2 separate regions of the Homo sapiens genome follow, and region 1 is linked to region 2. A link is a loop called in an ENCODE intact Hi-C map of the cell type or tissue named here. Cell type or tissue: GM12878. All regions are shown on one strand.

What was found. Hi-C counts contacts between places; a loop is a spot of excess contacts. Peaks named below come from ENCODE experiments on the same cell type or tissue, not always from the same donor. Only the 100,000 strongest peaks of a DNase experiment are listed, where the experiment ranks them.
Region 1: a loop joins it to region 2, with 2.2 times the contacts of the local background. A loop is called at or near these places in 38 of 110 quality-filtered maps.

Annotation. Positions count from the first base shown.
Region 1 is chr10:96,392,572-96,400,571 of GRCh38, forward strand. It overlaps TLL2 (tolloid like 2), which reads right to left. Exons shown (of 21, transcript NM_012465.4): 11 at 4,615-4,731; 12 at 3,304-3,449; 13 at 2,616-2,811. Among named protein-coding and RNA genes, the nearest start is that of OPALIN, 38 kb to the left of the region's middle. RefSeq lists an enhancer at 4,543-5,071. In GM12878, a CTCF peak has its summit at 3,559 (motif pointing right); a DNase peak (open chromatin) is centred at 3,565; H3K27me3 peaks cover 223 bases.
Region 2 is chr10:96,827,139-96,835,138 of GRCh38, forward strand. It overlaps LCOR (ligand dependent nuclear receptor corepressor), which reads left to right and starts at 5,160. Exons shown (of 8, transcript NM_001346516.2): 1 at 5,160-5,261; 2 at 6,268-6,341. MIR607 (microRNA 607) reads right to left here and starts at 1,626; the gene lies at 1,531-1,626. LOC102723665 (a long non-coding RNA gene) reads right to left here and starts at 5,320. Exons shown (of 1, transcript NR_135921.1): 1 at 3,494-5,320. RefSeq lists a cis regulatory region at 3,508-3,707, silencers at 4,743-5,042, 5,063-5,112, 5,123-5,842, 5,883-5,942, 5,983-6,222 and enhancers at 4,969-5,683, 5,684-6,399, 6,400-7,113. In GM12878, a CTCF peak has its summit at 3,594 (motif pointing left); DNase peaks (open chromatin) are centred at 3,593, 4,741, 5,189, 5,309 and 1 weaker place; H3K4me3 peaks cover 3,764 bases; H3K27ac peaks cover 3,277 bases.

The sequences.
Region 1 (8,000 bases), 430 kb before region 2:
CAGTTATCCCCCTGGAATGGAGCCCCAGCACCCAGCTTACAGAACCTGGGGTGGAAGTCAGGGGAGGAGAAGGCCAAGGGGACTGGAATAAACAGAATTAGAATGACAACCTCATAATCATTCATGACATGTGGTAGGCAGAATAAGGCCTTCCAAAGCTGTCTACAGCTTGGCCTCTACAATCTGTGAATCTGTTACCTTAATGTAAGATTCTGCAAGTGTGGTTAAATTAAGGATCTTAATTAGGTGAAAGAAGGACTCTGCAGGTGTGGTTAAATGAAGGATCTTGGAGATGAGGAGATTCTCCTGGATTATCTGGGTGGGCTCAATGTCAACACCAGGTCCGTGTAAGGCAAAGAGGTGGAAGGAAGTTAGGGTCAGAAGGAGGAGATGTGCTGACCGGAGCAGAGGTCTGTGATGCAGCAGAGAGAATGTGGCATGAGAATGACACACTGGCCATTACTGGCTTTGACCATGGAAGGGGACCATGAGCCAAGGAATTCAGGCAGCTCCTAGAAGCTGGAAAAGGCAAAGAAATAGATTCTCCCTTAGAACCTCAAGAAGGAATGCAGCCCTGCCATCCCCTTGATTTTATCCCAGTGAGACCCATGTTAGACTTCTGACCTCCACAACTGTAGGATAATAAGTGTGCATTGTTTTAAGCCACCAAGCCTGTGGTAAATTGCTACAGCAGGAATAGGAAACCAGTCCATCACAATAGCCAGAAGAAATTGTCGCATCGGTTTTTCCAGAAAGAATAACCACTTCAAAGATTCCTTCCCTAGCAAAGACAATGAACGGGACTAAACACTACACTCGGTGTATTGACTTGCACTATTCCATTTTCTCCTGATGACAGCCTTGCAATCACCTGGCAGCATTGTCTCTCCAGGTAGAGAGACTGGAGCTTGTGCAACAGAAGCTGTGCAACTGGAGAAATCATGCAACTTGCTTGAGGCCACCCAGCCGGTGTCACTGCTGCCAAGTCAGACAGGGGCCACCCCAGGCTGGGAGACACCAGGCATGTGCAGGCTGGGCCAGGGTGGGATTGGGGCTGTGAATTTCCAGGCATCTCAACTAAGGCTGTCATATCTTCCCTGTGCAATCAGAAGCTGACCTGCTTTCAAAATACAAGTGCTATGGCCTGGCTTTTTTTTTCTTTTTTTTCTTTTTTTTTTTGGCTTGAGAAAGAAGCAACTCAGTTTTGTCTCCAATCCTTCAGCGCCATCATGATTCTCCTCTGCTGCTGTTTGGGTTTTGCTCTTCCCCGATACCTCAAAATAGGAAAAAATAACAGCCCCACCCCTTGTTTGTCACCTGCCAGCTTTTAAGTGCCTCCACAGCCGTCCTTTCTTTGGGGCTTCACAACAATTGCTTAGGTACAATGGGCAGATGTCCTTCTTCCTATTTTACAGAGAGGAAAACTGAAGCTTCAGTAAGGACGAATGGCTGCCTGCTCTGGGTGACAGTGCAGAAGTGGGTTCTTTTGACACCCAGGCTGTTCACGTAGAACCTGGGAGAAGGTCTAAGATGGGGCAGAAGAGGAGAATGGAAGCAAGGGAGGGACTGGGATTTCTGTGCTGGCTCAGCCAGGAGTCCTAGGAGAGGAGGGAAGAGGAGAAAGCAGGCTCTGGGCAAGCACAAGTTGTAGGGGGGCTGGGGAAGTGGGGTCACTGATTAAGGGGCCACAGCAGCAGAGGACTGAATGTCTCTACTCAAGGGCTGCTGCTGTGCTCCTGGGCGCCCAGGCCCAATGCAGTGGGGAGCAGCCATGCTTCCCTCTTAGGGTGTGGTCTTCAGGGCTTTCAGGGGCCTGACAGCAGAGAAGGAGGACCTGCCCGTTCAAAGGAGGGTTGGAAGCTGGCTCTTCTGGGGCCAGGAAAGCTCGGTCTGCCCATGCCATTCTGGGCCTGGTTCCATCAGGACCCTACAGAGCAGCAGGTCCCCAGGGCAACACGGAAATTTGTTCCCAGAGTGCCACCCCTTATTCTCCTCCCAACCCCGATCATGTGGGGGTAAGCATGTAGTCTAGGGGCACTGATGTTCCAGGAGCTGAACACCTGGGTTGCCTCTCTGGCCCACATCAAGGAATAGTAGCAATGTTGTAGAAAGAGTTTGAGCTTAGGAATTAGGCCGACTGAATTAGATCCCCGATCTGCCACTTAACTACCTGCATGATCCTGAGAAGCCCTGCCCAGCCCTGATCCAAATCTAACTCACAGGGTTATTTGGGGAATTAAATGACATTATGTAAGTCAAGTACCTTACACAGTTCTTGGTACACAGTAGGTGATCAATTAATGATAGCTGCTATCCAAATATTTGCTGTTATTCCATGCTCAGTTTCACTACCGTGTAGTTTGCCCTTGTAAACTTATTAGATCTAATTTCCAAGTACAGAACTTTCTATCGTGTGGAAGCCAAGGCTGAGCCTGCTCCTGATCAGTTGGGAACTCTGCTGGGGGCTCACACCCAGCTCTGAAATGCATCGCTGCCTTTTCTCTGCAGGGAGCCTTGTTTGGTGGTAAGCTTCCATATGGTTTTGTGTGTCTTAGGCCAGGGGGAGCAATATTTCTTCTTGTGCCTAAAAGTGGAAACAAACTGCTAATTCATACCCTTGAAAAAATTGGCTGCAAAGCCCGCTTTATTGATAGAGCCATCGGACACAAACTTCATCCACAGTCTGTTGGAGCTCGATTTCACATCCTCCGGCTTCTCATAGCCACAAAAGTGGCCGATCAGGGCACTCTCTTCCGTGGGGCCATCCCGGACTTCCAGGTAGTCATATGCACAGCTGTCGTGCCTTTCAATCTAAAGGAAGAAACAGAGGCAAGGTGGATGGCAGATGGTTCTGCTTTAAGGTTTTTGATTTAAGAAGAGAACCCAAATATCACTCTCAAAATCTAACCAAGAGGCCAAAGGACCCAAGTGTGTCCCAGGTCTCTCCATGCTGCTTCCTAGTTCACTCCTTACTTGCAGAAGTCAAGGGTGAATCAAACTGAGAAGAGTCTAAGAGGATAAATAGAGAAGAACAATTCTACCAAACTTCCCTGGATCCCATCCTGAATTTTCACTTTGATTATTATTCTCAACCTCTCTTACTGCCCTCAGAAAGGTGTCAAACCCCATTTCAAAGCCTGCATAGATGTTGATGTCAGATGTCCGGGCACAATTCACTATGGGCTTGAGAATAGCCTCTTAGGTTCCTGTTTTTAGCCAAAAATGAAAACCCATCTTTACAGAGTGGAGGATGTCTAGCAAAAGTTGCCGTTTCCTTGGGAAGCCGGTCTGAGCAGCACTCACCTCAAAAGCTTGGAAGGTAAGTCCCACGTGAAACCCCTCTGAAACCGTAATCCTCCAGACACATTCCTTGGAAGGTCTGTAGTCATCCGGATAGTTGGGAGATTGAATCTGACCGGCATCTTTGTTCATGTCTCCCCCGCAGGTAGCTTTAGAAAGAGACATCAGGAGAGGAAGACGGGGGCCCTGGTCAGATCTTACTTAGGAAGGAAGGTTGGGGAGGCGGGGGGAACAGCGCTTGCCACCACTAGGTGGCTCCGCTCACCAACATTTTCATCTCCAGCCCACAAACACCGCGCCTCCAGAAAGGCACGATTGCATTTGTCTTTAACTCTGAATTTTTTTCATATAAAGAAAAAACCACATAAAGCAGTGGTTCTCTAACTTCGCTGTGCATCAAAATCGCCTGAGGGAGTTTGCAAACTGTGGAAGCTGGGGCCACACTCCCCAGAGGTTCTGATTCCAGTGGGTGTTGGGGAGCGCTGCGTAGCCGTGAAGTTCCCCAGGTGATTCAAGGTAGAGAGTACAGGACCGCTGGTAGGAAAGGACCCGTGCGCGCACACGTGCACACATGCGCACACATGCACATTACTTATTTTACAAAGACAAAACTTTGGCCTCTCTAAAATTGTAATAATTTAAGGCCGAAGGACCCTTGGTAATGTAAGGCCAAAGGACCCTTGGTAATTTTCTGGTAGTTTTCCCCTTTCTTTTTTTTTTTTTTTTTTTGGTAGAGGGTACGGTGGGGTGGGGAATGAGCCAGAGAAGCTCAAGACATAGAAGAAATAGAAGCACCATCACCTGGTGGCAGCTGCCTAGAGCCCAGACCTATTGGTTCCCTCTACTCAGCCACCAGGGTAGCCTCAGAGGCCCTTCTAAGAAACGCAGTTGGAAATTCCTTGATGTTGCCCAAAGTCTTCTTTTCACAAAGGAAACAAACAGAGGCCTAGAGAGGTCAGATTCTTTGCTTAGGCTCACACAGCAATTCAGAGGCTGCTATCATTTCCACAGGGTTCTAGATCCCCCCAATACCGTCCTGTATGGGGGAAGCCGACTCCTCAGCTGGCCTGGAATGAGGGTTGAGTGGGATGGCGTCAGAAGGATGGCACTACTTCTGAAGTGGGCACAGCTGGCCTCTGCTTCCAGAATGTTGCAGGAGGGGCTGTGGAATCCTCAGCTTGCCCCCTGTGGTGGCTGCCCCCACCCCTGTGGCTCTGGCCTGGAGTGTCTGGGCTGGGAGAGGGACAGTGGGCTGCCTGGGAAGGACAGAGCTTATGAGGGGCCACCGAGCAGCTGCTTTCACCTCGCACAAACCTTCGTACGCTGCAAAGAAGCCCTTGCCCAAGATGTTGCTGCTGCTGCGGAACTCCACCCAGAGCCGGCTGTCCGTGGAGACGAGGGGCTCCGGGATCTTATCGCCACAAAACCTGCCTGGAAAGTGGAAAAAGAAGCAGTTAGGAGCCCTGGGGACAGCAAGAAGGCACTGGCTTCAGGCTAGGAGGAAGCTGAGGTTCTTCACACGTGGTTTGAAGTGAGCAATAACCCTGGCTGGGACAACTTATCCTGTAGCACACACAGGATCAAAAGATGGGATTGGAAGAGTCACACAATAATGTGTGACTTAATTCTTTTTCAGGCTGACTTCAGGAGAATTCCAAATTCCCATCAAAGTATCCAGAGAAGAGCCCAGGCAGCCTCTCCCCTGCCGAGGGGTGTTGCTGAGGCTCTGAAGGTGAGGCAGGGGAAGAATGGTGAGAGAATAGAGCAGATTTCCTTTCCTGGTGTTTCCTGTTGCATGTATACCCTTCCCTTTTGGGGGCATTAGACATCTGCTTTCCTTGACTTGGGAAGGGATGCCAGGGAAAACACAGCAAAGAAATAAAACCATCTTGGCGTTTACATTTCACAAGCCTAGTTGCAATAGCAAAGATTTGGAAGGATGCACCATATTTTCCCCATCCTGGTAGCCGTAGGAGGGTTCCTAGGATGGAGGAGTGACAGGACTAGCGGGAGAGCAGCAGGGAGCCCCTAAAAGGACCCATTCCCCATCTCACCTTGAGAAAGAGATCCCAGGTAGGTTTAAGAATCTAAGAGAAGCAGAAAACTGTGTCCTCAGTCCTTGGGCAGAGTCCAGAGTGGCAGCAAGACCCTGGATTCCCCTGTTGTGCCCACCCGCCAAGGTCAGCATAGAAGTGTCTATGTGATTGTCCAGACATTTGGCCCTGAGACAGGCATGCAGAGCTCTTCAGGCAAAGTGTGGCAGGATGGCAGCAACATGATTCCAGGCCCAAGAGGGGGATGGAAGTGACTTTCCCACAGCTGAGAGGATTAGGGGAGCCATAGAATGTCTCCCAAGCTTCTAGGGGAATGTAGACCTGCACCATTCTGAACTGGCCTAGGGTTGATAAAAGGAGGAAGCCCAGTAGCCTGTATCTGGATAGAGGACTCATTGGTTAGGGATGAGAACATCCCAGCAATGCCAGTCAGGGTGGCAGGATAGATGCCCCCCGCCACCACCATGCCTTGGCATAAACTATGCCCCCAACCAGGACATACAAATTGACCAAAACTGAAAACACAAATTGACCAAAATCAAGTCCCTACTACCTGATGGAAAGGGGGATCATCATAGACAAACTTTTGTTATCGAGAAAAAAAATTAATACATTTGTATTTTCTTAGACACTTGGGTGCATGGTCTGAAATCTGGAGCCTCCACAGAGGCCTGGTCTTCCCAGTACCTGGTCATTCTTGGCCATCTAATCCCTACTGCCACGTCAGGATGGCAGCCCAGGGCGAGGTGGGAGATGGGTTCATCTTTACTGAATGGTTCAGAACACAGGCCAGCCACGGTCTATTTGGACTGGAAGACCATGGTTCTACCAAGCACCTATTGCATGAGTCACTTGGAGAATGTATTTAGCTTTGGGGGGCAATGGGGAATGGGAAGTGGCTGCTAATGAATATGGGTCTTCTTTTGGAGTGATGAAAATATTCTTTTTTTTTTTTTTTTTTTTTGAGACAGAGTCTTGCTCTGTCACCCAGGCTGGAACACAATGGCGTGATCTCAGCTCACTGCAGCCTCTGCCTCCCAGGTTCAAGGGATTCTCCTGCCTCACCCTCCCAAGTAGCTGGGACTACAGGCACGTGCCACCATGCCCAGCTAATTTTTTATATTTTTAGTAGAGATGGGGTTTCACCGTGTTAGCCAGGATGGTCTCAATCTCCTGACCTCATGATCTGCCCGCCTCAGCTTCCCAAAGTGCTGGGTTTACAGGCATGAGCCACCGCGCCTGGCTGTGATGAAAATATTCTAAAATTGATTGTGGTGACACAACTCTGAGCATGCTAAAAACCATTGACTGGTATACTTTAAATGGTGAATTGTATGGTCCAGAAATTATATCTGAATATTTTTTTAAAGTCCAATTCACAGATATGTCACGGGTACTCTTACTGCCAGTGCTATGTTAGGCAGTGGACAAACCACGTGAGGCTATGAGCAGGTGAGGTTAGGGGAGGAGTAAAGGCCACTGTAGGCATCTCCTAAGGGCCAGCTGTGTTGTACATGGTTTGGGGAAACATGGGGGTAAAGGCTGTTAATCTCCTCTGCTTCCTTCCAATTCTGACCACCTGTAGCCTTTTGGAATTGGGGAGATTAATATTAAGTGAGATGAGATGAAACTCCTGCCAAGAATTTGGCAAGAAAAAATCCACCAGAAGCCTTTAAATTTTCAGTAATGGTTTCTCTGGCACGGCCAATTAGTGTCAAGTGATTTTTGGAAAATGACAGGCAAGCCTGGGGAAGTACTGCTTACCAATGAGGACACGGAGCAATTAGACAGTGCCGGTTCACAAAAGGAATTCCTTCTTAGCCTAGCCCAAGTTTCAAATCCAAGTTTCTCCTTTTAAAACCCAGCTGTCACAGCCACTGAGGCTTGTTTCCAAAAGAGAGGGAGACTTTCACTGCCTCGTCTCCTAAGGACCTAAGCAGATGAGATGAACCACGCACCACCCAAGGGCCATTAGACAGCCTGTCTCTGCTGAGTACTCGGCAGGAGGCAGGAATTGCAGCCTGAGGTATATTTTACTGCCTTGGCAAAACTAGACTTCGTAGAACAAATTACAAATTATTCCTAAGCACTCTCCCCAAATCACTTTGTCACTCTTAACTAGAATCCTCTACTTTGTCCCTTAACTGATGTCTCAGTGTTCTCATCTTCACCATAATGGTTCTAATAAAAGCCCCTTTTTTATTGACTATGTCTATGCCAGACACTGTCCTAAGCACTTTACATGGATTATCTCATTTCATCCCAATACTCTCTGAATTAGGTACTATTATTAATCCCACTTCACAGACGAGAAAACTGAGAGTCAGAGAATTTAACTCTCAAAGCTGTAAGTAAGAGCAGGATTTGAACCAGAGCAGTCTGAGACCTTCATCATCAGTATCACTTTCTTCATCATCACCACTACTACCATCAAAAAAAAAAAAAAAAAAAAAAACAAAACCTTCACTGACTGAGGCACAGTTCTGAACATTGTACAATTTTGGATAGATAGACATCAAATCTACTCTCTAGTAATGTAGATGTCATCCCCATTTCCCAGTTTGGAAACAGACAAGTAGGAATGAAGATCAAAGCCTCAAACCATAAAGCAATTCTGTGGAAATGCCAGTCTTGGCTGTTTGACTC
Region 2 (8,000 bases):
TTATAGTGCAAACTTTGAGTGCAAAGTTGGATTGATGAAGCTCACTGTTGAGGGTCAGGCAGGTCCCCTGACAGTAAGGGAAGCTGGAAGTCTTGGGTGCAACAATACACTCACCGCAGGCAGCTCTGTGAAGGTTCACCTTGCAATCCTGCAGATGACAGAGCTTCTCTGCTGGAAATATATCCTGGCCATGGTCTATCTCCCCATGATTCTGGCATGGGATCCCCAGAGTCAGCTGCTCCACAGTAGGGATAAAGCATTTCTGGACGTAAGGCAGGTGAAACAGAGGTGGCTGTGTTGGGGACAAGGTCATGAACAGCAACACTATGTCTCACTTGCCTTTGATACTAAAACACTGGTTCAGGCTGGGGTCAGACGCATTAGTAGCTGTAATCTTTTCCTCTGCCAAGAGGGTGGGCACCACCTCCATCCAATATATTAGTAAACAGTAGATCTCCAATAATGATCCTCCTTTCTGACTGGTAGGATGAAAAGATAATGGGGAAAGAGCCCAAGAGGAATCTTTCGCAGTTGGTGGTGGTTGGGGGGCAGGGGTTGATGGGTCTTGAACTCTAGAACAAGCTTAGTGGCATGGGGATAGTGGACACCCAAACCCATAGCTATATCAAGGAAACCTCCAAGAAGGGAACTGCCTCAAAACAGACAAGCCAGTAGCTGTGTAGGAACTAGGAGCTTTTGGATGTGAGGGTAAAACCATGTTGCCAGGCAGAAAAGATCTCATTTATGCAGAAAGGCAGCACCCGGCTGGGACAGTCAAACATTTCTACCATGCTAAAACATGCGCCAAAGACCCAGAGCCAAGAGCCCAGGAAAAAGCCAAGAGATGCCACTCCTCCCACTGCCTGCTTTCAGATGAAGTGGACACTTCAAATGGGCGAATTTTATGGTATGTGAAATATATCTCAATAAAACTACAGAAGAAAAATAAATGTCACACGTACAACATAAAGTAAAATCATACATGTTTTCTAGGCCAGTGGCATAGAGGTATACAGGCTGAAAAGAGAGAAACTCTGAAAGTTATTTATTTATTGAAACAGGGTCTTGCTTTGTTGCCCAGGCTGGAGTGCAGTGGCATGATATCAGCTCACTGCAACCTCTGCTTCCCGGCTTCAAGTGATTTTCCTGCTTCAGCCTCCAAAGAAGCTGGGATTACAGGTGCACCCCATACCCAGCTAATTTTTTTTGTATTTTTGGTAGAGACAGTGTTTCACCATGCTGTCCAGGCTGGTCTCGAACTCCTGACCTCAAGTGATCCTCCCGGCTTGGTCTCCCAAAGTGCTGAAATTACAGGCGTGAGCCACCATGCCCGGCCTGAAAGTCTTTTATTAAGCAAAAAAAGCCACTACATGAGTAGTTTCTCAAAAAGACCAAAAGCCGTGTGACCAAGTGACATGGCTTCCTTTCTGTCTGGCTAGGTCTTGTCTCTGACTTAGGTCTCATTTCCCCGAAATAGCACTGGAAGCAAAAAATAGTGTGATGGTTAAAGAGCCGGCTTTAAGTAACTCGCCCAAAGTCACACAAGTTATAGATCTGGATTTGAACCCAGGCAGTCTGGCTCCCTGGGTTCCAATCCAGATCTATAACCTGTGTGACTTTAGGCAAGTTACTTAACCTCTCTGTGCTCTGTTATAAAATGGGATACACGATTGGGTTGTTGCGAAGAATAAATAACATAATCTTTGAAACGTGCTTCAAAAAGCATCTCTTGCTTGTTGGAATTTATTTGAAGTTGACTATGTTTTTTTAAAAAAGCCTCCCATTAGGACATGCTTTTTTTAGAAGGCCCCAATCATTTCATCCTCCCATTTGTCAATGATCATTTCTATGTTGCAAGCCATCTTTAATCAGACACCAGGTAGTAGTTGATCTAATGCTGACAAGCCAAGTCCTACTCCCCTTCCCTGACATTCCTTTTCTGCCATTGTGAGAACTATAGAACATGGCTCAGAGGTTGTTTTCAAAGGCTGAGGTCATTGCTATCATTCCTTCATACTCTCACAGATTAACTCCAAACTGCAGAAGCATCTTGGTTTCCCATCATCCTGCAGACTGGGCAAACAGATAGGAGCTTAGGAAGGCCTAATCAGAGAACAGATGCTCATTTCATGCTAAGAATGTGCTAGCACTGTACGTGAATAGTTTCATTTCATTTTCACACAAACCCCATCTTGCAGACTATTATTATCCTCTTTTTCACATGAGGAAATTAATGACCAGAAAAGTTAATATGTCAAGGTCACACAGCCACTGAAAAATGGAGCCAGAATTCCAACCCAGCTGTCTTCAGACCCTATTAACTGCCATGTTATATTACCTGCCCCTCCCTAGAATGTAAGAGTTTACAGCTAAGGCCCTCTTTAACAGTAGCCCAAAGCAACAGAGGTCAGAAATTCTGTCTTATCTATCTATGTCCTCGGTGCCTGGGACACCGCCTGCCATGTGATAGGAACACAGAATGTCCAACTGCTTAACTGTGCTCGGAACATGTCATGTAGAGTTAAGTGAATCCTCCAGTTGCAGAGTCTATTTTCTACTTGTAAGACTATTTATTTATTTACTTATTATTTATTTATTTATCAAGATGGAGTCTCAGCTCTGTCGCCCAGGCTGGAGTGCAGTGGCACGATCTCGGCTCACTGCCACCTCCACTTCCTGGGTTCAACGGATTCTCCTGCCTCAGCCTCTTGAGTAGCTGGGATTACAGGTGCCCACCACCATGCCTAGCTAATTTTTGTATTTTTAGTGGAGACGGGGTTTCACCATGTTGGCCAGGCTGGTCTTGAACTCCTGACCTCAAGTGATCTGCCCACTTCAGCCTCCCAAAGTGCAGAGATTACAGGCGTGAGCCACCGCGCCAAGCCAACTTTCTACTTGTAAGACAATTTAGAGGGGTTTAGAGTCACAGAGATCTTAGTTAGAATTTGGTAGCTATGTGATCTTGACAAATGTATTTAACTCATCTGAGTCTTGTGTCCCTAACTTGGAAAATGTGGTAAATATATACTCATAGCATTATTATCTGGATGGAATGAAACAATGATAAACATATAATAGGTGCTCAATGAATATTAGCTGTTACTATTGCCTCCCTATCCTTTCTTCCAAATAGGTCTTTGTGATAGGTCAACCATGAGTTAGTTCCCAACTCAAAATAAGTGAAGCAGAAATTGGAACTCAGAGTAGAGTAGTAAAACTAGCATTAAATTGGAAATTGGGAAACTTGTCTCCTGGCTTTTGTTGCCCTTTCTCTACCCAGCAACTATGTAATCTTGGTCAAATCACCTTACTTGTCTGGGCTTCCAATTTCATATCTTAAGTTACAAAATTGATCTCTGAAGCCTCTAGGATTCTCTGAATCCATATGTCTGGGACTAAGAGATTATGTCGAGGAATTATTACCCTTGGTTTGATTGTTTTTTAAACAAATTAACTTGGGGTGGTTGGAAAACACATTGATTATTTACTCATCTTAGAGTTACACGTTGTTCATTTATTTGAAACTGAAACGTATTTCCTCCAAACACCGTAGAAACTTAAAGGCCGCAAAAGACTCACACCCACCACCTAGCGGCGAAAAAAGGAAGTTTCAGGTGATACAAGATGTCCTGCCATCACACCTGAAGGATGGTTGTCCACAGCCATTTTTTAAAATCTCGTATTAGTCCTCTTCCTTCAACACTCAGGACAGTATTATGTACCCAGAAACTCAATACTTCCTGGCGTCTTCATTTGACAATACTCTTAAGCCAATGAAATCCTGTGGGACGTTTGCGAATTTTATAAAGATCAATGTTTTAAGATTGGCGGGGTGGGCTGGGAGTGGTGGGGGGGAAGGTGCCTTCCTACCCTTGCATTTGCATCTCAAGCCACCCGTACCCGAGGCCCACCCAGTCCATCTGTTCATTGGTAGATACACCATTCCGCCATTCCGCCAGTGGCTGGTGCAGAGAACCAGGACCACCACCTTTGAAAAGACCTAAATCAATACTCCAATGGGATCCTGATGTCAAGTATTTAACGACTTTGCTTTACCTACTACAGTAATTAAAATTAAGTCTTCAAACTTAAATTTAAATTTCTAAAAGCAGGAATGCACTGTCCTTAATCTTAAACACCAAAGGTGGGAGAAAGAGGCCAGAATCCTAGGGTACTAGGCCTACTGGTATAGGGCGATCTCTTCTGCTTTTTTCTTTCCACCCCATTTCTTTTCCCTTTCTCCTTTCGTTTCCCATCTTCTCTCTTCTCGTTCTCTTCGAAGTAACAGTGACAAAATTAAGGTGATTCAATTATTCCAAGAGGCTTGCTCATATAAAATATTTCTCTTCAAGCCCTTTCCTGAAATCCCAAATTAAAGCATTTCCAATAGTCTCTGCTTTAAGTATTCCTAGTTAAGTCTACTTTTGGAAATATTAAATATTCTCACTTTGGCACAATATTCCAAAATTCCTTGAGAAGTTCGCCTACGATCAGTCTTGCTAGTAGAAACCTTTTTTTTTTTTTATTTAAAACGCTCGATTTCCACTTTTTACTAGGTTTCCCAATGTTGGCGATGTCTCCCAATGACTTAATAACGTGTATCCACTTCACCTTTGAAAATCTTAGAGGTCAGTGCATCCACCGGCATCCGGGAATTTATTCTTATTTCTGCTTCTTAAACAGGCTCTGGGGAGGAGCAGTTTCGACGGAGAAGTTCATAGCAGCAGTTATTACGGAACTTGCAACAGTTGGTGCCGGGCGATAGGCAGGTTGGAAGTGATAAATGGGGCTGGCGTAAAAAACAAAAAGCCCCGGGGAGGGCGGGGGCAGCCGTGGCCTTGGGGGACAGTGCGAAGGCGGCGCGGGGCCAGCGGGACTGACTTCCGGCTGTGGGAAGGCGCCGTCCCGGGCGGCCAGAGGCGGCGGCAGCCGCGTAGAAGGACGGCGGGATCGCAGCCCGGCGGGCGGCGCGCGGGGCGGGTGAGCGGGCCCAGGCCGCCCCCGGGCCACGCCGGGGCCACGGTGAGGTGAGGCCGGCCCTGCCCCCGCACCGCCCCCGGCAGGAGGCGCGACGCCCGGGCCGCGGGTGCGTGCGCGGCCCCGGGCGACGCGGCTGGGCGTGCGCGGGGCCGCGGCGGAGGCTGGGCCGGGCGGGCGGCAGAAGATGGCGAGGGTGTGTAGGCGGCAGCAATGCTCCGTTGAGAGACGCGGCTTTCGGCAAGAACTGGATTCGTGGCGCCACAAGCTCATTCACTGTGTAGGTGAGACCCTCCGCCGACCGCCGCCGCCCCTCCGGCCGCCCCGCCGCCGGTCGCCCCAGACCAGGGAGGAAGCTGGGGAAGTGGCAATTGCTGCTCCGGCCCGCCCGCCCTCTTTGGCTCGAGCGTCCCCCCTTCCCCCACCCCCCGGAGTGTGAGCGCGCGCGACCTCCAGGCGGGCTCCCCTGCTCGGCCGAGCGCGCGCCGGCCCCTCCCCTCCGCGCGCCTCCCCGGGGCTGGCTCTCGGCGGGAGCGCGGGTTCCTCCCCCTCCCGCTCTCCATCCCCGCCTGCTCGCTCCCCTCCCTCCCCGCTCCCGCCCCTGCTCCCGCTCCAGGCCCGGCGCCCCGGCGCCGCCGCCGGCTTATTGTGGCGACTCGCCTCGCGGCGCTGCCGCTGTACTGGGGGAGGCGCGAGGGGCGCGGGCGTGCTCGGCCCCCACCCGCGCTGTGGCCGCCGCCGTCCTCCTCCTGCGCCACCCCTCCCCCACGCGCGGGGCGCGCCCCCGGGTCTGCGTGCACGCGCGGCGGGCTGCAGGCGGGCGCCCGGCGCTCGGGCGTGTGCGAAGCGTGAGGTGGAGATGGGGGCGGAGGGAGCTGGAGCTGTCACAGTCCCCGGGTGCGCCTGACCGAGCCAAGTGGGGTGTCATGGCCGCGGGGGGCAGCGGCTGCACTTCCTCAGCGGGCGGCGGTGGCCGGGGAGTTAATCCTCGACGCACGGGTCGGTGTGTGCGTATTTGTGTTCGGTGTCGTGCTGCGGGAGGAGGGGGTGGGACCGGGTCCGACCGAGGAGCCCCGGCGGGGGTCGCTCTCGTCCCCTCCCGGGGATTGGCCGGAGCCGCAGCCTCGCCCGAATGCCCCGTCCGCCCCCCGCCTCCCGGACCTTGGGCCGCCCTCGGGTGGCTTTTTCCCTGCGGGCCGGAGGGAGCGCGGACGGGGGCGCCCCGGGAGGGGCCGGGCGGCCGAGCTGCGCCTCTCACACTGTGTGTTTTGTCTGTTTTTCTCTCCCAAGGTCCCGTTTCCCTCTGTGCGGCGGCCGGCGGGACCATAAGGGCTTAACTCATATATTTAACCCCCCTCCAAAAAGTAAGTGGCCCGTGTGGTGTCTCCGCTCCGCCCGCCGCCCCCTAGCCCCAGTCCATCCTTGTGTCTGACTCTCCTGTCCTCCAGCATTGTTACTTCCCCGTCTTTGCTTCGGTGCTGCTGGTGTGTGGGGAGATGCCCTCTCGTCGTCCGCTGTCCCCCACGCCCAGTCCTCGGGGAGGCCCAGAATTCCAGCCCCTTCTCCCCCAGGGGAATATTCTTGGGAACCAGGTCTTTCCCGGCAGAATCTAGGAGAGTCTATCCGTTCGCTTGGGCCCCTCATTCCCTCCTTCCCGACAGGGTTTCGTTGGAAGGAATTATGCAAATCCTGCTTTCTGGTGTCCATTCAGCGGCAATTTCATGCGGTGAGAAGTTCTCTTTGTTGTGCGAGGGGGAGAACAGACACTGATTTAATAGACATATCTGTTGGGGGGAAGGGTGGAGGGGGTGTGGAGAGGCTCAGTTTGGAAGAATTACAGCACTTGGTTAGCTCAGTGTCTTTGTGTTTGAGCCTTCTGGCTTGACAGGAGGGTCTGCCCTTTACAATGTCCCACAAGGGATGTTTTCGATAATAGATTAAAAAGCAAAATTGAAACTTTAAACAAGTGAAAAATCAGGTAACCTTTACTTAAAGAATATACGCCTTTCCATTTCTACAGGGTTTCATTACGAAAATGTATAGCGTGAGTTTCGTTAAGGATTTAGACTGTAACACCGAAATTAATATAGGCAACAATGCTTTAAGGTATCTGATACCAGTTTGGTTGTCCAAAGGTTAAAAGTGCATTTTCAAACATATGCTTGTGCAAATAATAAAGGCATGAGTCAGTTTTTTGGTATAATTCGTCTCATGAATATATTTTAAAATTCCCCTCCTGCCAATCCAAGACCAGTGCTGCCCTCCAGGAAACAAACAGCCTTTTGCCTATCAGTTATCCTGTACTCTGCTCTATCTCTGCTTGTTTTATTCTTTCAAAGTATTATTATGCATGTACTAAAATGTTACGTCGGTTTAAGTACTTTTTGAATTACTTGGTATTTCGGACTATCATAGAAGAGAGCATATAGCAGGTTTTGAGAAGCATGAAATTAATGCGTTTTCAGAATTGTGGGTTAGTATCAAATGCTGGAATTGTTTTGAAGAATTTTTAGTTCTTGTATGTTTTACATTTGTTAGTGATTGGTTTTTTCAGCAGGGCTTTTTAGTCTTTGAAAGATTTTTAAATTTATAATGTAGTCCTGTCCTGTAGATTTTCTGAGTTCCATGTTGCTTTAATTTAGATGGTTTTAATTAGTGTATCTTATTCTAATTCTCTTTGCATTTAATCCTGGGCTCCTGCCTCAGGACCCCATTTTTTCAGTCATTGCTAGTTAGTGGTTAGTTACTGCTGCTTGACAAGATGTGTTTTTGTTTTTGTTTTTGTTGTTGTTTTTTCTTTATTGAGACGGAGTTTCACTCTTTTGCCCGGGCTGGAGTGCAGTGGCGCCATCTCGGCTCACTGCAACCTCCGCCTCCCAGGTTCAAGCGGTTCTTCTGCGTCAGCCTCCCGAGTAGCTGGGACTACAGGCGTGCGCCACCACGCCCAGCTAATTTTTGTACTTTTGGTAGAGACGGGGTTTCACCATATTGGCCAGGCTGGTCTCGAACTCCTGACCTCATGA